Linked DNA regions of Mus musculus: all the other regions are linked to region 4. Evidence: chromatin loops called from intact Hi-C (ENCODE). Cell type or tissue: left cerebral cortex. All regions are shown on one strand.

Region 1 (5,000 bases), 450 kb after region 4:
TACATGGTGGCTCACAACCATCCTTTAACAAAATCTGATGCCCTCTTCTGGAGTGTCTGAAGACAGCTACAGCGTACTTAAATAAAATTCCAACGCCTGTAAGTCCCATGCCAGTCACAAGCCAGCATGCTTAGCTTAAAAATAACAAAAAACAACCCCAGACAGTCACAGGACTAACAACACACAATGAAAAGCTAAAGAGGCAGTCGGTGGCACACAGCTTCACCCCAACACCTAGGAGTCAGATCACTCCAGGCCACCAGGACTACCTAGTGAGGAACCCACCTCAGAAACAACCCAAGTCCCCAGGGGGCGGGAGGTAGCCCTGAACATGCTGTCCCTACCACCCTTATCCCTTTACCTGGACCGTGTACTTGCAGACACCCAGAGTATTCCATAACTTTATGGTCTTGTCTCGGGACCCAGAGACAATCTGCCGGTTGTCAGAGGAGAAGGCCACGCTCAACACATCCTTGGTGTGGCCGACAAATCGCCTTGTGGTGGTGCCCCTAAGAAGGAGAACCTGGTCACTTTCTAGACAGGTTTTGTCCATCCAGCTAGAGCCTTTTCCTAGCTTCATCCTTGCCCCGTAGGCTCTATTACCCCACACAGTCCACACGTGGCTTAGAACCTACTACTAGCCTATGTCATGTCTGACATGTATCAGAGAACCCATTCAGAATTGCAGGACATGTCCTCATTCCCTTGTGGGGGATTGGTTGACAATGTCGTCTTGTCATCACTAGGATCCTCTATTACATCTGCCAAATGCCCATCTAAGACAACGTACAAGATGAGACACTTCATAGGTACCCAGTTTAAAACAACACCCCCAAATGTTGCTTTACCCTCTACAAAAGGACCAATTACCAAGGGGAGACTGCACCCCGGCGAATCTACCTCAGTTCTGCCCACTTTCCCCCCAAGATTCCAAAGCAGCTACTTGCGTTGTGAGATCCCAGAGGCGCAGCGTTCCGTCCCAGGAGCCCGAGAGGGCAAACTGACCATCAGAGGAGATAACAACATCACTAACGAAGTGGGAGTGACCTCTCAGAGCACGCTGTGGTATGCCATAGTTGGTCTCATCTCTGGTCAGCTTCCACATGATGATGGTCTTGTCTAAAAGGGTTGGTAAAGGTTGGTATAAGCCTACTTACTGTGCACCATTTACAGTCTTAAAGTCACTGGGGCCAGTAAACGGGACAGAGAAACTTCAAGTTATAAATAAAAGAGGCTTACTACTCTACAATATCAAGAGCTGTAGATCTCAGCTGTAATGTGAGACTATGGGCACCACACTTCCTGGGATTGAGACTTAAGTTCCACATTCAAAATGTATTTTATTTAAAGTGGCTCCCTACATACATATGTGTGCTACCTGTGTCTATGGTGTTCAGAAGTGCGTGTCAGGTCTCCTGGAACTAGTTTCAGATGACTGCAAGCTACCATGCAGGGTCTGGGAAACTAACCCTAACCTTAGTCATCGTCCGGGCCCGAGACTAATTAACAGCAGAAGCACCACTTGGGTGTATGTAGGCTGAGCAGAGACAGCCTTTCCCGCCTGAGAGTTACTGAAATAAATGCAGCCGTTATTGTAGCATCAGACACAATCCTAGCCACGAACCAACTTACACAGAAACGGACAATAATAAGCCTAGTATTAGGTAGGAGAGAAAATGAGCATAATTTTGGGGTGGGTAGGGAGGAAATACACATGAAGATACATCATTAAAGAAAAAAAATCATTAGTTACAAGAAAACCTAGGGCGGGACAATCAAGTCCGGAAATGTGGGGAACAAGGCATCTACAAAGTTTACCCACTGTCTATAGTTTAGGGCCAGGCGACAACAGCTCAGAAACAGCCTCTGGATTTCAGCAAAGCCACTCAGATGGCATGTTGGGGTCATCATTGCTCCGCCCGTCTTGTAGCCCCGTAAAACTACTTAAACACATCTCCAGGAAGCAAGCGAGAGATTTAAAATCGCCAACTTTGGGAGGTGGGGTGTGAGTACAGTTGCGCGACGTGTCTCGGTTTCCGTTCATGTGTAAAGGGTCGTCCCGGTTGGGGCCCAAGTTGGGGTATGCACGCCCCAACTAACAACTGGGTTGGGGAATGAACCGAGCCAACACGCGCGCCACTTGCTTAACCACGAGACTCTCATGCAGTCCCCAGGACACCGGGTGATTTACCCGGCATGCAGCCCGTACCTCGAGACGCAGACAGGATCATGTCCGGGAACTGCGGTGTGGTGGCGATCTGTGTTACCCATCCATTGTGGCCCTTAAGGGTCCCGCGAAGGGTCATCTGCTCGGTCATGGCTGCAGTTGATGCGAGGGTCGCCGCAGCGACAAGGATGGCACCGGATAGCTCAGAGAGCCAAGCACCACAGCGGCTGCCACCACGACCCTGTGGAGAAAAAGAAAGAGCGGCCTCCGCCGGAACCGGAAATACTCGGAGAGCAAGGCGGGGATTCCCATGATTCACTGCTGCTCAAAGATAGCTGCACTGAGAAGTGGGAGGAACTGGGAGAGTAGGTCTCAAGTATCGTCGTTTCTTCTGCCACGCAACCTAGTTTGGCAGCGCTGTACAAATGCATTCTGAAGCCAGATGCGCCAGGGTTTTAGAAAGGCTTCTCGGGAGATTAAAGCATGCCGTGGAAGCAGAAGTGGGGCTGAGGGCACACAAGCAAACTACAGTGGCCTCTCCGCCCTTACGTGGCAGAGACGCGGCTCCGCCCTTTCCGCTTCTGTTCAGTTCCTTGGTTGGAGACCCCGGCTCCAACTTTGACTTACGGAAGTACAATTAAAGTCGCAATTAGAGGCGTGTGCCAGCAAATCTGGCCTGTTTGTTTGTTTTATGGCAAAATTTCATGTAGCGAAGGCTAGTCTTAAACTGGTTGTGTTGCCAAGGATGGTTTTGAACTACCGACCTGCTTCTGTCTCCCAAGTACTGGAATTATAAACCGAGCCGCCGCCCGGCGAGGCTATAAAGGAGGAAGTGCTGGGTTCAGATTTCTGGGGATTCTGTTGGAAGCCCTTTCTGTGCCTCTGATCATTCCCCAGAAAAGCCTGCTGGTCTGTCTTGTGCTGCCCTGAAAGAAGTGTTCCCGGACGGGGAAGCAGAGGAACACGGATAGCCTGGCAACCCGATGACCTCAACACGTGTTCAAATTTTGTAGTGTTTCCAAATGTCACAGATCTGGCCTTAAAAAGTTTTAACTGTATGTTTTAAAGTATTTGTGTGTGAGTGCGCTTGTGATTGCCACAGAGCACTGGCTGAAGTCAGGAATTTTCTCTCCTGCCATGTGTGTTTGGCTACAGCCGATTTGTTCAGCTTCACTTTTTTTTTTTTTTTTTTTTTTTTTTTTTTTTTTTTAAGGAGCACACACAGGTCAGGAAGGTAAGCAACCACTAATGTCTATGTGAACTAAAGGATACATTTAATTATTTATTTTAGTGCTATGGGTTGAACTCCCACATGCTAGGAAGAGTGCCTTACAGAGTTAAATCCACCCAACTCCCAGCCTTGTTTAGTTTTTGTTCGTTTTTTTGTTTGTTTTTTGTTTTTCGAGACAGGGTTTCTCTGTGTAGTCCTGGCTGTCCTGAAACTCACTCTGTAGACCAGGCTGGCCTCGATGATGGAATTCATCACCACATTCAACCTTGTTTCGTTTTGATTCAGGATGTGCATAGCTCAAATTGGCCTTAAATTTATGATCTCCCTTCCTCAGCCTGCCAAGTAACTAAGATTATAGCCCTAAAACACCAAGCCCTAGGTATAAGTATTTGTTTTTCTTTCTTTTTTTTTCTTTTTTTTGGTTTTGTTTTGTTTTGGAGACAGTGTTTCTCTTTGTATCCCTGGCTCTCTGTAGACCATGCTGGCTTGTTTTTTTCTATTCGTAAATTGCATGGAATTTAACTTCTCCTCCTCCTCTTCTTATGTGTTTTGTTTTTCCAGACAATGTGTAGCCTTAGCTGCTCTGGAACTTGCCCTCTAGACCAGGATGGCCCTGAAGTCCGAGTTCACCTGCCTCTGTCTCCCAAGCGCTGGGACTAAAGACATGCACCACCATCATCCAGCTGAGTTTAGTTTCTTATCTGTGATAAGAGATTGAAATTAGTACTTATAAAATATGGTAGTGCGGAGAATAAAGGAATATAGGAGACTAAGCATGGTGTCAGAGGTTTGGGATCCGAGTGTTCAGGAGGCAGAAGTAGGAAGATCACTGATGTCACGGCTGACCTAGTCTATTTAGTAAATTCCAGGCAAGCCAGCTTAGGTCACAGATAAGAACCGAAGGAAGAAAGAAGCCGGATGGCCATTTTGTTTTGTTTGTAGTTTACGTCTTATCATGGTGGGGTAAGACAGTGAGGTTAAGTTTGGAGGGAAGCCATAGGCAGATGTGAAAGCACAATATCTTGTGGGTATCTGGGGAATAGTTCCATTGCAAAGGCTTTTGGCTGGGATCCGTAGGCCGAGCAGTGAGAGTTGCCAGAGTTTGCTGGGATTAGGGGACCTTAGCAAGGTGCACTGGAAGGCATTTGGAAAGGAAGGTATATGTTAGGTGAATGTTGTGTGAAGTTGCAGCCCCCTGTGGTTGCTCAGAGATGTAAAAACCAGGGTCTCTCAATTAAGACCACTTGCTCTGCCGGCCTGTTGCAGACTCACCCGTTGTAGTCTCGGTGGAATATGCAGGGTACTACCCTGGATGTGTTCTTTCACAACCAGAGGGATGCCTTCTTAGCACCCCAAGGTTTTACATCATCTGTCTCTTTGGTAGACCCAACTGGCTGTCTTTCATTTTTCCAAGCCTTAAGCCATTCTTGTGTTTCTCTGGTGGTTCTGGAAGTCACCTGTCCTTTCTTACCCTAAAGCTAGTTTGCTGCTCTAACTAAAATTAAGTGGGTCACGCTAGCACTTGGCTATCTCTGTACTACGCTATGCTACATAGAGAGGTGAGCCACTACACCCACATACCAGCTTCCTTAGTGAAAACTG
Region 2 (5,000 bases), 440 kb after region 4:
GCTTCTCTGAACATTAAGGGCTGTGGTCTGACAGGCTTGCTGGGTCCTGGATGAAGGGCAGACTGTTAGGAAAAGATAGAATTAGTAATCATCAGCATTGCAGAGACCTCCTGTCCTCTTTGCTGGTGTTCTCAGCCCATTTACGTTAGCTTACCTCCTTCAATTTCCTGTCTGTTCTCAGAAGCCTCGCAGGCCTTGCTGGACTGGAACTAGTACTGTGGCTAAGCTAAGCTTCAGCCATCATCAGATGGGAATACCCTTTCCTTCCTTCCTGGTCAGTCTGGGCCTTGCCGCTTCTAGAACTCATAGTAGTGCCATCTGTACGTTAGGGAGTCACTGCTGTGAAATGTCAATCACAATGTGCTATCTGGCAGCTTCCCAAGCTAATACTGTGAGGGTCTTCTGAGTTTTAGAAAATGTATATTGGGATATGTGTCTTTGAGGCAGAGAGTGAAACCAGATTTGACAACTACCACCTTACCTGCTTGTTAGTTCCTCCTCCTTACTCAGGCCAACATGTGGGCCCTTTGTTTTTGAGATGGGTTTTCTCTGTGTACCTCTTGCCTTTCTTGGAATTTGCTCTGTAGACCAGGCTGGCCTCAAACTCAAAAAGATAGATCTGCCTGCCTCTACCTCCCAAGTGCTGGGACTAGAGTCACGCACCACCACTTGTTTGTTTGATTGGTTTGGTTTTTATAGTCTTTACTTCTCCCAGATTTGGGGGCAGATACAGACAGATGTCTATGAGTTTGAGGCCAGCCTAGTCTACGTAGTGACTTCCAGGACAGCCACAGCTATATAGTAAGATCCCTCCCCCAGAAAGTGTTTATTCTTTATACAGTATTGTCTTAGTTACTTTTTCTATTGCTGTGAAGAGACATGATGATGAAGGCAACTTATAAAATGTTTTTTGGGCCTCATGGTTCAGGGTAGGAGTAGGTGAACAGAGAATGGTGTGTGGGGGCTTTTGAAATCTTAATGCCCATCCAGGTGACACAACCTCCAACAAGGCTACAGATCCTAATCCTCCCAAACATTTCCACCAACAGGGGATCAAGTATGGACCAAGCCTATGGGGGCTTCTGATTCAAATCACCACAAGCTTAGCTATTTGGTAGTATTTCCATTGTATTGGGTGTTATGAGACATTTAAAATATATGGGAGAAAAAGGGATTATTTGCATATCTGCTGATTTGGGTCTCCTGGAAACAAACCCACTTGAATATCTAGGAGCAGCTATACCTATAAAATGTTTTACCTGTTGCCCTAAGTGTATAACATTTACTGTTTGCAACTTTACAGGAGTTTGCTGACTCCTAGTCTAGAGAACTTGAGTGACTGCTCTCTTCTGGTGACTGTGACTACTGAGAGTCAGGACTTAACTGTGTGGCATCTTCCTTTTGTGTTTTGAGAAAGGGTTTTATATTGTAGCCCAAGCTGGCCTCAGATGTGGAATAATTGACTTGCTTCAGTCTTGAAGAGTTTTGGCATTATATGCATGAGCCCTTATGTCTAAGTTCACTTCATATATTGCTTCCTGAGTTCTCTCATTTGGTAATTTCAAAAATTTCTTACCAAGTACCTACCTGTGGTTGGCACTGTGCCAGCCTCTGATGACACTGTGGTAAAGGATTATGCCGGTCCTATCTGTGGGAATATGTGGCATAGTAGAAGAGAAACTTAAAGGACACCACAAAGCTGGGCGGGTGGCTTATCTTTAAATTAAACTAGCAGAGGAGGTAGAGACAGGAAGATTGTGAGTTTTAAGTCAGCCAGGGCTACAGAGCAGGACTCTGTCTCAAAAACAAAACTTGACTGGCAAGATGGCTTTGTTGGTAAAGGTATCTGTCACCAAGCTTGCTAACCTGAATTTGATCCCTAGGACCAAGTTGGTGGAAGGAGAGAACCCACTCTTTGTTTTGTTTTTCGAGACAGGGTTTGTCTGTGTAGCCCTGGCTGTCCTGGAACTCACTCTGTAGACCAGGCTGGCCTTGAACTCAGAAGTCCGCCTGCCTTTGCCTCCCAAGTGTTGGGATTAAAGGCGTGCGCCACCACTGCCCTTCGAGAACCCACTCTTGCAAGTTGTCCTCTGATCTTTACATGTGTCCCCACTCCTGTCTGTATTCTAACATAGCATTTCCAATACCATACACTATGGAGATATAGTCAGAAATACAGAGTTGGTAGTACAGAAATCTGGAGAGGAGAGATTTTTCATGTCCTTTGGAACATGAAAGTTTCCATCTGAAAAGCAAGTTAGGTAGACAGGGAAGAGCTAAGTATTCCAGAAAGCAGTTGGTGAATGTGAAGCAGGATGCAGGAGTTGGCCTATCTCAGGGTCAATAAGACTGAGACGGGGGAGGAGACTTCTCTTCCCGTTCCCAGGACACGTTGGAGTTAGGGAGCGTGAGACTCCTTTGCCTGAGATTGAGAGGCAACAGACAGAAAAGGTCAAGTTTACCTTTTTGTGTATTCATTCAGGTGGTAGCCTCTATTCCCATTGCAACTCTCCTTTTTTAAATCTTAGTGTATGGATGTTTTGCTTGCATGTATGTATATGTATGCAAATATGTTCATTTGCCCTAGAGGCCAAAAGAGAGCATCAGATCTCCAGGAACTGGGGTTACAGATGGTTATGAGCTGCCATGTGGGTGCTGGGAATCATACTGGGTTCCTCTGGATCACAGAACTGTGTCTTCATGTCTGCCTTTGCATCTTTTCAGAGCCAGATGAAGTCAGAGCTGGCAGCTGTGGCCTCAGAGTTTGGGCGGCTAACAAGGTTTCTGGCTGAAGAGCAGGCAGGATTAGAGAGGCGCCTCCGGGAGATGCACGAAGCTCAGTTAGGACGTGCGGGAGCAGCAGCCAACCGCCTTGAAGAGCAGGCTGCCCAGCTGAGCCGCTTGCTTGCTGAAGCCCAAGAACGGAGCCAACAGGGGGGCCTGCGGCTACTGCAAGTGAGCGTTGTTCCCCTTTGCCCTGATCCACTCTCCTGCTTCCTCTCTGTTCCATTAGGCAGTTTCTCTCCAGCTACTGCAGAACTGCCTGTACCTCGAACAAGACTTTTTTTTTAAAAAGCTGGTGACAGTATTGAGTATGTGTGTGGCAATCATACCTACCTAAAGAATGCAAATTCGGTTGTTTAAATTAGGGGGTTAGGAGTTGAAAGAAAGCCCGGTGTGGTGGCACACGCCTTTAGTCCCAGCACTTGGGAGGCAGAGGCAGGTGGATTTCTGAGTTCGAGGCCAGCCAGGGCTACACAGATAAACCCTGTCTCAAAAAACAAAAAAAAAAAAACTAGTAATAGCATTCTGATAGTTTCTGGTAGGATGATTAAGTCTTTGTGGTAGTTATGGTAGTTGAGAAATATTCTTGTTTATTGTGAGCCTGGAAGGTGCTGCTTTCTCCCTTCCTGTTCACATTCAGACCTTTCTCTGCTGAAGAGAGCAGTGACCCCTGTGTAGCTGACACTTTCTTTCTCTTTTTCCCTTTCCCTCTTTTTGTCTCTGTTATTCCCAGGACATCAAGGAGACTTTCAATAGGTGTGTTCCCACTCTACCCTTTGTAACCTAGTAGTGTCTGGTTCCCCATTTCTGCTTCTCTGAGACTTCCTTTCCTTTTCCCCTCCCCTCCCACCCTCTCTCCCCAGAACCTAAGTTTCTGCTTCTCAGACCCTCTGCTCCTTCCCCTTAGCTATCATTCTTCACTCTGGGAATATCATGCTCCCACCCCCTACCTGGTCCCCCTCCTCCAGGTGTGAAGAGATACAGTTGCAGCCCCCAGAGATTTGGTCCCCTGACCCATGCCAACCCCATAGCCACGACTTCCTGACAGACGCCATCGTGAGGAAAATGAGCCGCATGTTTTGTCAGGCTGCAAGAGGTAGGGAGGTTTTTGCCTTTCCTTTTGGCTTACTGGGATGGTGTAGACTACTGGAAGCTACTCTGAGGTTCAAGCCAAAAGTTGCTTCCATGATAGCCCAGCTAAGTTTTGGATGAGATGGAAAGTCAGGGACAGGCCAGCAGGTGTTAGAATTAGGGTGAAGGTTAGAACCCATAGTTCTTGAACTTGACTTCTAACATAGGGTGGGAACTAAGAAGATGGGGTAGGATGGTGTGATGGGAAGCTGTTTTAACTCTTTTTGTATGTCTCTTTCCAAGTGGACCTGACACTGGACCCTGACACAGCTCACCCAGCTCTGCTGCTGTCCCCTGATCGCCGTGGAGTCCGCTTGGCAGAACGTCGGCAGGAGGTTCCTGAACATTCCAAGCGCTTCTCAGCTGACTGCTGTGTACTAGGGGCCCAGGGCTTCCGCTCTGGCCGGCACTACTGGGAGGTAGAGGTGGGTGGGAGGCGAGGCTGGGCAGTGGGTGCTGCCCGTGAATCAACCCATCATAAAGAAAAAGTGGGCTCTGGGGGGTCCTCTGTTAGCAGTGGGGATGCCAGCTCCTCACGCCATCATCATCGCCGCCGCCGGCTCCATCTGCCTCAGCAGCTCCTACTCCAGCGCGAAGTGTGGTGTGTGGGCACCCACGGCAAACGATACCAGGCACAGAGCTCAACAGAGCAGACACTGCTCAGCCCATGTGAGAAACCACGGCGCTTTGGCGTATACCTGGACTATGAGGCTGGGCGCCTAGGCTTCTACAATGCGGATACCTTAGCCCATGTGCACACCTTCTCAGCTGCCTTCCTTGGCGAGCGTGTTTTCCCTTTTTTCCGGGTACTTTCCAAGGGTACCCGAATCAAGCTCTGCCCTTGATCAGCCTGCCACCCGCAGGGGCCCCTCTGGTCACCACTGGGGGGGCGGGTGGTGGTGGATGGTTGCCCACTGTTTTGGGAGCCTGGATTCCTCCCACTGTTTGTTACTGAGTTGCTTCCTGCTCCCTCTTGAACCCAGGCTGCTTCTCCCTCTAGGAGTCAAAAAGACCTCCTAGACTCCTCCAGCTCAGTCCTTCCTCACCTACTTTGTCTGACAGGTCTGCATGGGTCCCTGATAACC
Region 3 (5,000 bases), 61 kb after region 4:
ATGTAGCTGAACAAACATATCATGGAAAAATATGAAACAGAAATCTAAGAGGTTAAAACATTTCACAAATGCCCCGTACTCCGGTGGGTTTTAAATCAGTCTTGCTACACAGACGACACCGAAGTCACACTTTTTTTTTTTTTTTAAGTGAAAGCAACCAAATGTTTAAAGAGAGAAATAGACACATTCGTACATCAAATTTTTAGCAAGCAGAATACAAATGTTAAACCCACTGTTGGATTGATATAATGTTAGTGCTGAAATAAACAAGAGCAGTGCAAAAAAAAAAAAAAAAAAAAGGTAACACCTCAGCAAGGTTACTCAAAGCCAAAAACATGAAAGGATGTCAAAATTTTGCAAATTCAGAAAATAAAGTACAAATGATTATAACACAGTGACTGAGCTGAGTTTATTTTGGAGTGTAAAGGTAGGCCAACATGAAAGCACACGGTGTCGTAACATACAGTGACTGAGTTGAGTTTATTTTGGAATGTAAAGTTAGGTCAACATGAAAGTACACAGGATTATAACACACAGTGACTGAGCTGAGCTTATTTTGGAATGTAAAGTTAGATCAAGGCTAGTAGCTATGGAAAAGAAATCCTTAGTCCAGTTTGAAGCATAACTTATGTCTGTCTCATGAAATTCTCTCCTGCATGGCAATCCAAGTGACTCACTGGCATTTAGAATGCAGAATATGTCACAGGCCAAGAAGCACGGATCCCTGGACTCCAGGAGGAGTAAGAGTGCTTGGAAAGGAAGCAGGCACACAGAGGAAATGTGCCTCATGCCAATGTGCCTCAACGAGACATTTATGAAAGTTCAAACTAAGGGGTAAGAGATATGCACACAGGGAGAGGATCTTTGCCTGTCAGAATGCCCATCAGAAGTAGGAATTTTGAATGGGATCTTGGGAAAGACATCCCCATCTCTTGCTCATTTAATCAATACTTAAATGAGTACATAACTTTCATGAAAATTTGAACATAGATCTGAGTAAAATAAGGCAATCACCTCATAATTATTTCGGATATGTTATTGCTCAATAATTAATTAGCCATCATCCTCTCAGCCTAAAACATTCCTAACAATATACCCTCGACTACTTACAAAAAAATGTATGGCCACGTCATTTGGGAGCACTCTTCTATGCCTATTACTACTGAGGATTGGCTCCATTCTTTAAGTTGCTTTCCAGAAACTCCCAGTTAAATGCTGCAAGAAACATAACACCTGAAGCAGAGAGAGCTATTGGTTTATTAAATCATGCTGTAGCAAATACTTCATGTTCATGTCATTAATCCCTTTCTTCCTTATCAATTACTTATCATTCCTTCCTGCTCACCACCTACTGGAATGATGAGGTGATGGTATAGAAATTTATGCGTACCATAATTCTCTGCCATGATCTGCAACTCCTTACTTATAAGAACTTATAGGCTTGACAATGATAAGAAGGGCATATCTTAAACAGCTTACTGGTAAAGAGCCTGCAGCAACAGTTCTCAGTCTGTCTTGCAGGTGGATGGATCTTCAAAAGGACAAGGAGTTTGTGTTTTATATACAAATTCCACACACTCCTCACAAAGAAGACTATACCCACCGCTGGTTGTACACTCAACAGTCTGAACTCGCTGTAATCAATCAGTGTTGATTAGTTGTTTCTCAGCCACTAAATATTTTAACTGGCTCTGTGTATTGTGCTCAAACGGTTTCTCTTTTAGAAACTGCAAGCCTTAACCCAACCCTATTACTAATGTTACTCCCTTCAAAGAGACAACCAGTCTCAACATTTTCATAACTCATATTCATGCTCAATCTAATCTGCCAGGCCCATTAATATTTGATAATGCTCGAACCTATGCACTGACCTATTCCCTACCTCTAATACTTTATTTTTAGGCTGCTCAAAAATCTCTGGTACTTCATCAAATACAGGTATAATCTTTTTACCTAGGGAGCAGGCTCGACAGACCATCACGTTCTTCTTTCACACTGCCGCCATCTGCTGGCATAATTAATGCTCGAGAGTTGAAACCTAACACCATTAGGCAAACAGACATTACTCATATCTTAGAATTTGGACGTTTAAAATATGTCCGTGTAACAGTTGATACTTTTTCTAATATGATGTGTTGCTTCTGCTTACAAGGGTGAAGCAACCTCAGATACCATTATCATTTATTATATATGTTTCCTTTCCAGGACTCCCATTACAACTAAAATCTGATAACGGTCCTATTTATAAAGGCAAATGGCTTAAGAAATTTTGTTACTTATGGAATATTAATGGAGGATATTGTGGATGGACTAATCTAGTTGATCAGCCCGGTGTAATAGTGTGGATTTTAGCATAATTAATCACTCTTTAGAAAGCTTTGTTAGTGGAAATTATAGTTGTATAAAGATAAAAAATACTGTCTGTCATACTGCTTACCAAAGTTGATATTGTTGCAAAATAGCACTATCTGTTGCCAGTGATTTATAAAACAAACTCTGGCTTCATTTGGTGTCTGACAGCTAACAAGAGTAATCTTTTTGCATCAGAAGATACCCATCTATTCCTGGAATATATATAATATATATATAATAATAATTATATATATATATATATATATAGCATAGGAGTTACTCATATGCATTAGAATCCATCTGCACCAGGATCCCCTGATATTCCTGTCAATGCTGTTTTTTAATCACATTGAATATGCTTTACATGTTATCTTAAATTATATATAACTTATATCTCTCCTGATTGTAATCCCACCTCTAACCATACCCTTCCCTCTGGCAAACAACTGCCTTTGGGATGGATCTGTGTGAATGGTGTTATGTGGGATAGGCCATATTACATCCATTTTTCCAGGAAAGCTTTACAATTGATCAGCAGAATTAAGAGACTTCCCTCCAAGTTGCATCTATGGGACCCTGTAATAGTTGCATCCACAGCAGCTTTCTTATTACCAATCACAGGAATGATTCCTGGAATACAGAGAGTGGCCTGTATAATTACTATAGTATATAATTAGTAGTAAAACTACTAATATTATAGCAAAAATATTATCAGAAATTAACCCAGAGATGGTTGAATTTAGAGTCACAGTTTTACAAAATAAAGCTACTATAGATAATTTGTTGCTGGAGCATTATTTTGGTTGTCAACAATTTCCTGACATGTTTCTTTATTGTGTTAGATTTCTCTCACATTACAGAAGGTCAAATTCATGATTTGCATAAAGAGATAAAATCTCTCAAGTGACCTCTGAATACCCATCATGTTAAGATGGCTTTGCCCTTTCCTTGATTCTCTGTTAGCTATTATTATAATTATTTTATCCTTGCCTGTGTTAGTTAGTTATACCAGCCATGAAGGTAATGCATTCAACCTTGGACTCTATTACAACCATAATTTTTCTTTAAAAAGTAAAAACGAGGGAGATATAGGCGGCCCAGAGGTCCTTGTGCTCACAGATAAGCACCTGGGGAGTCTGGAGTGCTAAACACAGGATTGATCCTTCGAAAGAAGGAAGTCATAACCCGTTAGCTGCCCAGAAGGCTGGCAGCAGACACGGTCAATAGCCTAATGACCTTTGTACTGTCTGTGAGTCTGAGACCCCACAGGACCCTCCCCCAGACCCTTATCATAAGCTTGTTTTTCTCAATCCATAGAGCCTATTTTCTTTTTGGAAGGCATCATATGCACTTTACACAGATTTCCATTGCAGGCACATTTATTTATGTGTAGGGCATTCATATGCCTAAAATAAACCACTTGGGGGTAAAACGCCCAAAGTTTGAACCAATATCGGCTGCTTAATTGTGTTGAACCAAACTACCTTCTCGGCTCCTATGGACCATACTCTGCAGGCTATGGCGGTCTCAGAGACCCCCTGCACGAAGACTGGGAAGAAAGAAGTGTGCACATGGGAAGAGGTCAAGTCCACCCATCAGAGGCAGGAATTTTGAGTAGGATCTTGGAAAGAGTGCCGATTGGTAGGAAAGAGACCTATAGAATGCCATGCGCATGGGCGGAGCGTGTGACACAGCTTTGCCTTCCGGCTCCGTGGAGAGATTAGGAGGATCTCCACATGGAGAATGCAGAGAGAGGACTGTGGGAAAGCAAGAGCAAGGGGTGAAGGTTAAGTGACTGGAGAGTCTTGAAGAGGAAGGACACACTTTATAGAACAAACTCAAGAGAAGGGTAGATTCGCCACCTCTAGCAGCCTCTCTTCTGTTCGCATTCAGCTTCATGTAGAGTGCAGCTTCACTGCAGAAATGCTTATACCCCACTGTTTCCGCGCTGTATATGAACGCTGTTCTAAGTCTGCTTGTGACAGTGTTCCCAGGAGGTTTCCGCCGGGTGTTTCCCTGCAGAGAGGGATATGATGGGTTAAGTCAGAGCTGGGCACAAGCACTTCCCAACTTCTAATGGAGACTGCAGTCTGTCTCAGTGTTACTGGGAAGCTAGAGGGGCTGGCCTTGGACCACCATCCAGCCTCCCTGGATATCCAGCTTGATCTATCCAGAAATCCTGGATGGCCAGCTTGGGCATTCTTTTTCTCTTCTTAGCCACCTGCAGATGCAGCCTGTTCTAACGAAGTTCCCAGGCACCTTTGGCCTCTTTTTAAGACACTGGAGGGTCATTTTCTATGGGAACTTAGCTTGAGATTTTTTTCCACGAGGACGGGATATGACGGAGACTTCCTCGTTTTGTTCTATCTATCTTGGTTTTTATAACAAAGGGCAGAACCAATAGTTTATGTCCTAAGGTGAAAGGTGGGCGAGTAATTTTGTCACCAGTGAGCTGCATCCTCTTCCTGAACCCAGCTGCCAGCCCACATCCAAAGCAGCTTAGCATCAGGGACTAACATTTCACAATCACCCCCTTTAGAGGGAGGTGAGATTGCCAGCATCCCTCTACCGCTTGGATCTTCTTCTGTTACCTGAAAGGTACGTGGCTCCTTTGCAACACTTGTATGAACCTTCTAGAAACAGAAAGC
Region 4 (5,000 bases):
TGGTCCATAACACATGTGTAATCTAATGTTGATGTTGACTGGGACACTGGCCGGAGTCACCATCATGTGCTCCTTCATGTGGCCCAGGCTTCCAGTGAACTCAGTGGCTGGGTTCCAAAGAGAAGGAAGTGCTCCAAGACGTCAACGGCATGGCCAGTTGAAGCTTTTTCTTTAGGCAGCCTTGGCTCACTTTTGCTTTCTTCAGTTCCTAAGGAGACTGCTAGTTCCTACCATTCCTATGAGAGAGCAATGAGGTGGAGAGCCGGCTCAGCTGTTAAAAGCACTGGCTGCTCTTCTATAGGACCCAGGTTCCACTCCCAGACCTAGATGGCAGCTCTGAACTCTCAGTAACTCCAATTCAAAGGGCCTCTTTAGGCCTTTGAAAAAAACAGGCATGCAAGTGCTGCACAAACATACATGCAGGCAAAACATGTATATGCACAAATATTTTTTAAAAAGAGAAATGAAAATGGAAAACCCTACCAGTGTGTGAGAAGAGGACAAAGTTAAACTGCAACAGCACTTATGAACAAAGCCTCTTGAAAACTCTTTTGCCATATTTTCCTTTTAAAAATAGAATACCCTAGGCGGGGCATGGTGGTACATGCGTTTGATCACATACTCCAGAGACAGAGGCAGGCAGATCTCTGTTGAGTTTAAGGCCAGCCTGGTCTACAGAGCAAACTCCAGGACAGCCAAGGTTACATAGAAAAACCCTGTCTCAAATACATACATATATACATACATACATACATACATACATACACCAAAACAAAACATAACATACAACAAGAGCAAGCAAACAAATAACAAAATAAAATATCCATCAACCCTGAACTGAGTTTTTAATATATCAGTTATGAGATTTGCCTGTAATATGCACACTCAGTTTAAAACTTGCTTTCATGGTTCCAGTGTTTTTAGGACTCCTTTGAGGAAACTAGCAGGTGAACCCACACCACCACGCACAACAACATTTGCACCATGGTGGGGTGAGACCTGAGTCTCGGCATACTGAAGGTTCTGCCAGCTGCCAGGTGGCTCTGGCAAGTCTTGCCAGTCCCTCTGGGGCCTTCTCACATTCTAATCTGAAGGAGCGCATAAGAGCAGGCTCCTTTCTAAGACGGTGCACATAGTGCAAGCTTGCCTACTACACCTGATGCTCCTCCTGCCTCAGCCTGCAGAGTTCTGATATTACAAGCGTGCACTAGCACATCTAGCTTCTAACACTCTGGATTCCATGCTTGCCCCTCTCTGTCAGAGGCTGTTTCTTAGGCAACAAGCAAACAGCAAATAGTCAACTTCCAGCCAGGAGCAGTAGAGCAACCATTACTCTAGCCTTACAACTAAGTCTCGAAATGGAAGAACCGTTGATGAACTGTCCCTCCTGTTTCTGCTTTGCCAGTATGATAGCAAGCACAGCTTAAACAAGTACAGAGCACATAGTGTCCATCACAGATAACGGCTCTCTAAGTGAATTACTTTCTTGTTAGACTCTGTATGATGTACCAGGCTCCATAATTTCAGAGGGGAAGAAGAACTGAAAAGAAGTCCGAGTAGATATGCTAAATAATTCAAGAGTATAGAGGGTAAGACCTAGGAGGGATACAGGCTATTCACCTGGGAACAGGTCAAAGGGAAACACAATGCTGCTATAGCCTGGCACCAGACAGACAGCCCTGAAGCCGTTACCTGAAGAACCACTGCCTCAGTTCCTCTTCTGTAAACAGACAACCGACTTTTGTCTTCTCCACCGCCCTTGATGTCTGGATTAGAATGGCAATACCTTGACGTCCGAAGCAGAAAGTGAGTTTAACCTGTTGCAATGACATGGAGTTTGAACACACTGTAATACAGCCTTCTGAGAAACAGAAGTGGGATGTAATGTTGCCATTACTGGTGATCTCCATGCTAAAAAGTCAAGGACTAGTGACTGGAAACGGGAAGACCCCAGAATCAAGGACGCTCTAGTCTAAATAGTACTAATGACAGGCAATCAAGCTGGCCAGCAATATTCTCAAGCACGAGAGCCTTACAGTAGCCAAGGTTAAAGAAAAAGAAGCTTCACCAGAAGGCCACTCTTCCATGGAGACTCGAATGGGTGGGCCACAGTCCCTCTGAACCACATTTTGAACAATGGGGGGGCTCTGCACCTCTTGGGAGCCCCCTGTTCCAAACATACTAGAAAGGAGGCTAGGAAAAAAAGTTTTCTTGCCAAATCACATATTTCAACATTGAGTCAAATTTTCCTTGTGGCTGAGCAAAAGCCAGCCCTAGTAACTTATGAAGCCTGGACGCTGGGGTGAGGCTTGCATAAAGTCCACTTTCCACTCCAGTCTCCCACTTCTTCAGGGCGACCCCATCTCTCCCCTGCCCTGCCCTGCCCTGCCCCGCACCCAAGGTGCCCTCCTGCCGAGTTTCACAACAGCTCCTCCTGGAGAAGCCACCCTCCCTCTAGCAGCTGAAGGCCAGGAATCCTGTAGCTGTGCGTTAAGTTCCCACTTCCCCGCGTGGGGGAGACTGCGCGCTGCGCGGCCCCGGGCGGGCCCGCCACTCTCACCGCCCTGGCTTTGGAGCACACTCGGGACTCAGACCCGACTCCCCTGGCTGCGCGGCCTCTCTCCTCCGGGGTCCTTGTCCTCCTGGGACAAGCCCCAGGACTGAGGACGCTGGCGTCCCCCGGCCCAGCTCACCGGATCCTCTCAACTCACCCCGCCTGGAACCAGGCTCGCCCCGGACCGGCAACACCCAGCGCTGGAGCGGCCTCGTCCGGTCTGGTTGGCCTTCCTGCTAGCCGGCAATGTGGTCCTTCCCCGGGAGGGCGGGGCGGCGCTCCCCAGCCCCTAGGCCCCTCTGTTGGTCCCCGCCCTGCCACGGGCGAGTCCGCGCTGGCCCCTCCTTCCAGGGCCTTCCTCTACTGCTGACTTCCTGATCACCGGTCAAGATCTAAACAACGGGTCTTCCCAAGTCCCCCAACTTCGAAAGGCAGTGGTAGCAGAGATGTTTGTTTGAGGCCCTTTCCCTCTCAGTTGCAGCTCCTGTGTAGATGCCAACCCCACTCACACCCTGAGCCTTGTCCAGTAAAGACTTTTCCCAAGAGTGTCCCTTGTCCAGCCCAGTGAATCTAGAGATTCACCGACTTTGAGGGGTGCAGCACTTGGTGGTGTTAGAAGCGTTTCCTCAGCAAGAAGAGCGTTCACCAACCTCAATTCTAAGAACCTGGGAACCATTCCTCTATGCGAGGGAAGTTGCAGACTATTAGTTGAAAAAAAAAAACAGCAAGAGAGGGGTGAGGGTGTGCAAGCAACAAGTATTCGGTTTCAAAAGGGAAGATAGGGAGGAAACACCTGCTGCCCAAGGTGGGTAAGAGCCAGCCTGCCGCCGTTTCAGTTCTGTCTTGTGTGTGTGTGTGTGTGTGTGTGTGTGTGTGTGTGTGTGCCCCTTTATGGGCGGGGAAACCAAAGTCAGGCCTGTACACTGAACCTAAGTCCTGAGGAAGGAAAGAATCAATCACAGGCTTTTGGAGTAACCCTAAAAATGAATGGGAGGGGGAAGGAAACCCCTGGATCTGTATTCCTTGGTATTTTTTTAAAGCAAAAGAAACATGGGAGGGGCAGGGAGACTCATCAGGACCCAACTGAACAGAGTACTTGGTAAGTACCTCAATCAGAGCCTCAAGCAGCCTGAGTGGGGGAGGAAAGATGACAACCAGGAGTTTCAGGGTCTGATTTAGATGTCAGCAGTGGCCCCGGAGCACAAACTATTTCTGAGATCTGAGCCGTGCATTATTAGCAACTCACAGTAAGCCACATCTCACTGACAGGACCATTTTGGAATCAGAGATGTCTGGGAATCCCTACTGTCCACTCACCATGGTACCACAGCCCCCACTGGCTCCCACATCCTGCTGTGCCTGGCCCTCTGCATAAGCCTTGGCTCCAACCACCCTTGGATCTTTCACCCATGAGGGGAGCAGAGGCACTGCCAGTTGATTACTAGATATACTCAACCTCAGACAGACCCTCCTACCTACAGACTTCATCACTACTGTTCCAGAGTCCCCAAGGTAACCGGGACTTTTAGGTCTGTGCTTACTGAGTGTTACTCACTAACTTGTTCGTACCAGACACCAGGAATTATGCAGAAAGTGGGAGTACCTTAAGGGCCCTTGTGGGCAGGTGAGGAAGTAAAACAAAGTTGTCAGGAGACACTAGGAAGCTGCCCTTCCGTCCAAGCCTGTTTTCTTGGCCTCTCTGTACACTCTCCCGCATCTCTGCAGAGCTCAGCAGAGAGAAGTCTGAGGCTTTGGGTGTATGGAAGCTGTTAAGTCAGAAGTCATAGCCAGATTTTAGATTTAGGCATTTCAGCTTCCAAACCTGGTACCCTGGTGAGCCCTTGAGAAGGACTGCTGAGATGGCTTTGTGCCCATGTGACAGGACACAGTGGGGCAGCGGAGAAGCTTCACAGTAGCAGCTGGAATTCTGCCCTCACGTAGAGGAAAGGGCTGACGCATGAGGGAGGGAGGAGGACTGTGTGTGGGTGTGGTGTGTGTATGCCCACTATTTCCAGTTTAGCTGACTGCACAGACTGTGACAGGAAAGTCAAGCCCATGCATGTGCCAAGAGAATGCCAATGTTTATATACTTTAGGCCTCTTTCTACTTCCCATAAAAAGGAATTAGGGACTTATAGCCTTCACACTCAGTGCCAAAGTGTGAGAAAAAAATGACCAAGTTCCCTGGATGTGTAAAAAGTTGGGAAACTGGTCTGAAGATATCCAAAATATAAGGAGCACAAATCACCATCCTGGATAAAATCCATACATAGTAGGTCCTGAAGATGGTGAAGACGAGGCAGCCCAGGCCATGTCAGAGTGACTTTCCTGCCAAGGCACTTAGACAGGAAGCAGGTCAGAACACAGAAACTCCCCACCACATCCATCTCTTCAGCCCTTTGTTTAAATTCCAAGGCTCACAGAATGATCCCCAGCAAAAAGGCTAC
Region 5 (5,000 bases), 52 kb after region 4:
ACACACACACACACACACACACACAGAGAGAGAGAGAGAGAGAGAGAGAGAGACATAGACACAGACAGACACATAGACACAGACACACACACACACAAACACAGACATTCACGTGGACACACAAACACACAGAGACACACACAGAGTCCTTTTTTTAGCACTTGTCCTTTGGAACAGCTACCAAGACTGTCTACCTGTTGTATAGCTACTATGTACATTTGGTGGCTAATAAACACATGCAATATGGCTAGTATGAACTAAGATATATTATAAATGTAAAATTGGCACTGGATATCCAAGCTAAGAAAAAAAAAGAATAAAAACAGAATAGTTACCTAGTGATAACCACCATTTATATAAGATCCCACACACTTTTTTTTTTTTTGAACAAATTCTTACTCTGTAATTCTGGCTGGCCTCAAACTCACTATGTAGATCAAGCTGGCCTTGAATTTACAGAGATCTGCCTGTCTGTATGCTACCACACACAGACTTCCTTCCTTTTTCTACCACCAGTTGAATGGATTTTTTCTTTTTTAGAGTGTTGCAATCATGCTACCTATGCACTTTTTAGTGATTTAAAATATAGTGTTATTCATTATGATTTCTCATAATGCTGTTTTCTGTGTTGTTCTGTTGAATTAGAATCTCATTAGCCATTCTCCTCTTGTTCATGTATGAAGTGCTTCCTAATTAAGTGTATAAAAACTAAATTAGGTCTATAATAAACAATACTGTACAACAGTTTTTCTGTATGCATCTTGGACAAAGAGAGGACATTTTTACAAGTCCTAAAATAAGGACAGTAAGGACTGGGGCACTAGAGAGTGTGGCAGGGGAAACAGTGAAAGCAATGAGAGAGCCAGAAGATAACTACCTACCAGTTACTATCATTACTTCCTGTTGCAGCTGGATAAGAAAAAAAAAAACATAGAATATAAACACTGCAAAGCAAGCATATAATTATCCTACTTTCAGATAACAAGATTTTATTTTTATTGAGCTCAAGGGAATTAACTTGGAAAACCAGAATAAACAATGAGACAACACTGTAAAGTATGTGTTTTCAGAATTAACAGAGAAAGCAATAGTTTCCTTATGCATAAACTATAATTCTAATAAATGAAGCAAAAGTACATTTATAATAGGAACCAGCAGAAAATGAAATAGGAGCTAACAATACACCTGCACGACCTATATGAAGAAACTTTGCAGTGTTCCCGGGAACGCAGAAGTGCAACTGAACGTATGCAAAGTTTCCTGGATTCCACTGAGAGGAATGACTCAGACTCAAAGGTGCCCCCTTCTCATCTGTAATGACTCTCGTAACTACAGTCACAACCTCTTTGCAACCCACCATTGGTCCTGAAGTTTACATGGACAATGAGTAGAGACTCTTGCTTATTTCTAGCCAGTAAATGCCTTAGAGAAAGAACCAGAGACGGGGGAGGACTACTAAAACTTATCAGTAATTAAGTGGACATATTTCCAAGGCAGGCTTATAAACTAATTAAAGAGCAACATAGGGTCGGCATTTAATATTTTAAATCAGTGTGGGGAAGATAGCACGGGACAACTGGGAGGCATTTCAAAGCAGATAAATTTTGATTTAAACTTAAATTTAAATATAAATATGTATAAAAGATTTAAGTGTAAAATGCAAGTATGAACCATGAGTGGGGTTGAGAAGGGTGCATCTGCTTTTAGTCTCAGACATGTAAGAGGCTGAGGCACCAAGATGACTTAAGCCCAGGGTATCGAGGGCAACCCAGCAAACCTCTGTCATCAATAAATAAATTTGCACATGTTAGTCGCCAGCACTACTAGTCCCACTTCAGTACAACTGTTAGGAAAACAGCCCCAGAGAAATTATGATCATACTGGAATACTGAAATGCTTTCCTTTTTAAAAATTATACCTTAAAAGATAAGTAGTGGGGCACAAAGGATGGCAAACTCAAACACCCCATAGTCAAATACTCTATGGAAAAATCACTACAAAGAAAATAAAAATGCAATTTACTACCTACGAAAAATATTTACATCTTATGTCACAAAGAACCATTCCCTCCACCCCCCAACCACAGGTTTTTCTAAAAGTCATAAGGAAGATGGAGGATTCAGAGAAAGCTCCTACAAATAACTTATAAAAAGATACAAACCATGGGCTGGAGAGATGACTCATGGGTTTAGAGCACTTGCGGCTCTTGCAAAGGTCTGGAGTTTGTGTCTCAGCACCCACACAGCGGCTCATAATTATAACTTCAGTTGCAGTCTTCTTACCTACACAGGCACTAGGAATGGACACAGGGACACTTCCATACATATATACAAGCGAAACACTCATATACATAAATAATATCCTTTTTCAAACAATGCAAACCCAAACTTGACAGAAACACATTTTTTTTTTCCTATCAGAATGGCAGGTACCTATGTCTGGAACAACCATACTGGGTAGAACTCTGCTGTGCGGGCCAGAGTGTCCTGGCTGAACTTCTGGGGAAGACACTAGGCAGCATGGATTCATGTGCACACAGTTTCTGCCATAGCAGTTATGCTGTAGACACTCACCATGTGGCATAACTATAGTGCTATACTTTGCATCCAAAATGTCCTTAAGAGACTTTTGTGTTAGTGTTGGGATAAAGTTCTGGTGTACCATGTAAAGATTGTATTTTTCATATGTTGAATTCTGTACGTGCACAGAGTTGAGTGTAGGCAGGACCTTGGTATTGTTCTTTTTATTGAATCATCACTTGCCTGAGTACTTTGTAAATATTCTTCTTCCTCACCTTGTGATTGGTTTAATAAAGAGCTAACAGCCCATAGCAGGACAGGGGAGGAAAGGCAGGACTTTGGGGCAAGACTAGGAACTCTGGAAAAGAATTGAGAGGTGGAATTCGCCAGTCAGACACAGAGGAAGTCAGGTGTACAGGGAATGAATGAGAGGTAATGAACCATGTGACAAATGTGGACCAGATAAACTGGTTATTAAGTTATACAAGCCTAAGGTATAAGGACTAAGCTTTCATAAATAATAAAAGTCTCCACGTCATTGTTAGAGGCTGCCAGGTCGAGACAGGCTGGAGAAATATTGGAGTCTTAGTCACCAGACTGTGACATTATTAGGAGGTGGCTGAACCTACTGAAGGAAGTTAGGCCATTGAGAATGTGACCTGCTGGCTCTCTTTGCTTTCTGGCTGACTTGGGGTGGGCAGCTTTTCCTATACCACATGCTCCTACTACAATATACTATGCTGCCACAGACAGATCTAAAGCAATAGGGCCAAGAAATCATGGATTACAACTTCTGAAACTGTTAGCCAAATTAAGCCATTCTTCTCTTTAATTTGATTTAGCTTAGGTATTTCTCATCGTGACAGAAAACAGACTAACACACATTGTGAAATGACATAGTGAAAGGTGATTCGTCGTTGTATTAATTAAGTAAAATTATTTTTAGTAATATTTTTTGTGAGCGCCCGACTCACCAGCAAAGCAGACGCCACAACAGGGTCCTTCTGTACACGTTTATTGGGAGAGCTTGATTGCAGAGGTGAAAAGACCCTGAGCCCAGAACTGGTGCTGCTTATATAGGCCTAGGAGAGGTGTGTCTCACACCCGGATTGGTTATGCATTTACTACCTCATTTACATGTCTACATCCGATTGGTTATGCTCTCAGTACCTCACAGAACCTCATTAACATGCCCAGGCCTGGCAGTGACTCAGCAAAAAACTTTACTGCATATGTACACATTGGTTGTTTACCCCAACTTATGCGTGATGGCCAGCGGTAGCCAGCGCCACCTTGTAATGGCATATGTGGCTTCCCACAATTTTTAAGTAAAAGTCTAAAGTATGGAAGGAATACATGTATATTCACGTGTGGTTTCCCTGGGTTGCCATGATAAAACACTGCAAACAACAAAAACATACTGTCACACAATTCAGGATGCTTAAAACCCAAGATGAAAAGAGACGACAAGTCCAGGAAGGTGGCTCAGTGAGTAAGTAAGTGGGGTGCTTGCTGTGAAAGAGTGAGTCCTGGAATTTGGATCTGTAGCACACGTGTAAATAAGAAGACAAACTTGGCAGGACAGGTCTGCGACCGCAGAACCTGGATGTAGAAACCAGCAGTTCTATGTAGCTGGCTGAATCCATGAGCTTCCGGTTTACTAAGAGACCTTGTCTCCAAAGTAAGGTGGATTATGATTGTGGTAGAGGTAGACACCCATTGTCCATGTCTGGCCTAAACAACCATGCATAACATACATGCACACACATGCACATACATAAACAAAATTGCTCTTTTGGTTTTGGTTTTTTTTGCTTTTGTTTGTTTGATTTGGTTTGGTTTGGTTTGGTTGGGTTTTTTGAGATAGAGTTTTTCTGTGTAGCCCTGGTTGTCCTGGAACTCTCGGTAGACCAGGCTGACCTTGAATTCACTAAGATCCACCTGCCTCTGCCTCTGGAGTGCTGAAATTAAAGGCGTGTGCCACCACTACCCAGCTTGCTCACAAAGTTTAAAGAAAAAAAAAGATTCCAGGCTTATTTCTTCCTGAGGCTTCACACAAAATCTATTCGACAATTTCTGCTTAGCTCCTGGTGGCTTGCTGAAAATCTTTGGTGTCCCTTCGCACATGGACATAACCATCCTAATCTCTCTGTCTTCATAGTGTTCTGCCTGCATTTGTGTCTATGTGCACATTGCCATATGCCCACATTTTTACAAAGAAACCAGTCATATATTAACCTTTTCTACCATGACTTCAATTTAGCTGTTTATAGCTGAGTTATTTGATTATATTTTGGGGTGTGAGGGGCTAGACTGTCAAGGGATGAACTTTGAGGAGAACATGTTCAAACCAAAACACCATACTCAGTTGTGAAGAAGAAAGAGGGGGAACTCTTTATAAAGTGGTATGAACCAGGTGCTGTGGTGTAGATCTGTAGCCCCAGCTGCTTAAGAAGCTGATGCAGGAACCCGCTTACTCCA

Evidence for each region. Hi-C counts contacts between places; a loop is a spot of excess contacts. Peaks named below come from ENCODE experiments on the same cell type or tissue, not always from the same donor. Only the 100,000 strongest peaks of a DNase experiment are listed, where the experiment ranks them.
Region 1: a loop joins it to region 4, with 2.3 times the contacts of the local background. A loop is called at or near these places in 12 of 42 quality-filtered maps.
Region 2: it touches region 4 in a loop (2.4-fold over the local background); 8 of 42 quality-filtered maps call a loop at or near these places.
Region 3: a loop joins it to region 4, with 3.0 times the contacts of the local background. A loop is called at or near these places in 13 of 42 quality-filtered maps.
Region 5: it touches region 4 in a loop (2.8-fold over the local background); 29 of 42 quality-filtered maps call a loop at or near these places.

Annotation. Positions count from the first base shown.
Region 1 is chr11:48,797,782-48,802,781 of GRCm38, reverse strand. Rack1 (receptor for activated C kinase 1) reads right to left here and starts at 2,422. Exons shown (of 8, transcript NM_008143.3): 1 at 2,210-2,422; 2 at 948-1,119; 3 at 362-509. The coding sequence starts at 2,318. It overlaps Gm36109 (predicted gene, 36109), which reads left to right and starts at 3,379. Exons shown (of 2, transcript NR_166852.1): 1 at 3,379-3,401. Snord96a (small nucleolar RNA, C/D box 96A) reads right to left here and starts at 749; the gene lies at 673-749. It overlaps LOC115485831 (a small nucleolar RNA gene), which reads right to left and starts at 1,917; the gene lies at 1,850-1,917. In left cerebral cortex, no CTCF peak of the experiment used is centred here; DNase peaks (open chromatin) are centred at 2,477, 2,712 and 4,855; H3K4me3 peaks cover 2,812 bases; H3K27ac peaks cover 1,723 bases.
Region 2 is chr11:48,807,005-48,812,004 of GRCm38, reverse strand. It overlaps Trim41 (tripartite motif-containing 41), which reads left to right. Exons shown (of 6, transcript NM_145377.2): 3 at 2,725-2,955; 4 at 3,518-3,540; 5 at 3,753-3,880; 6 at 4,159-5,000. The coding sequence ends at 4,760. Among named protein-coding and RNA genes, the nearest start is that of Snord95, 6.4 kb to the right of the region's middle. In left cerebral cortex, no CTCF peak of the experiment used is centred here; DNase peaks (open chromatin) are centred at 2,864 and 4,524; H3K27ac peaks cover 297 bases.
Region 3 is chr11:49,186,938-49,191,937 of GRCm38, reverse strand. It overlaps Btnl9 (butyrophilin-like 9), which reads left to right and starts at 4,849. Exons shown (of 10, transcript NM_172793.2): 1 at 4,849-4,950. In left cerebral cortex, a CTCF peak has its summit at 2,011 (motif pointing left); DNase peaks (open chromatin) are centred at 640 and 2,003.
Region 4 is chr11:49,248,367-49,253,366 of GRCm38, reverse strand. It overlaps Mgat1 (mannoside acetylglucosaminyltransferase 1), which reads right to left and starts at 2,815. Exons shown (of 3, transcript NM_001110150.1): 1 at 2,712-2,815; 2 at 1,693-1,817. In left cerebral cortex, CTCF peaks have their summits at 2,516 and 4,171; DNase peaks (open chromatin) are centred at 110, 2,558, 2,779 and 4,517; H3K4me3 peaks cover 1,236 bases; H3K27ac peaks cover 2,508 bases.
Region 5 is chr11:49,196,787-49,201,786 of GRCm38, reverse strand. No RefSeq gene overlaps it. Among named protein-coding and RNA genes, the nearest start is that of Zfp62, 4.0 kb to the left of the region's middle. In left cerebral cortex, no CTCF peak of the experiment used is centred here; a DNase peak (open chromatin) is centred at 2,210.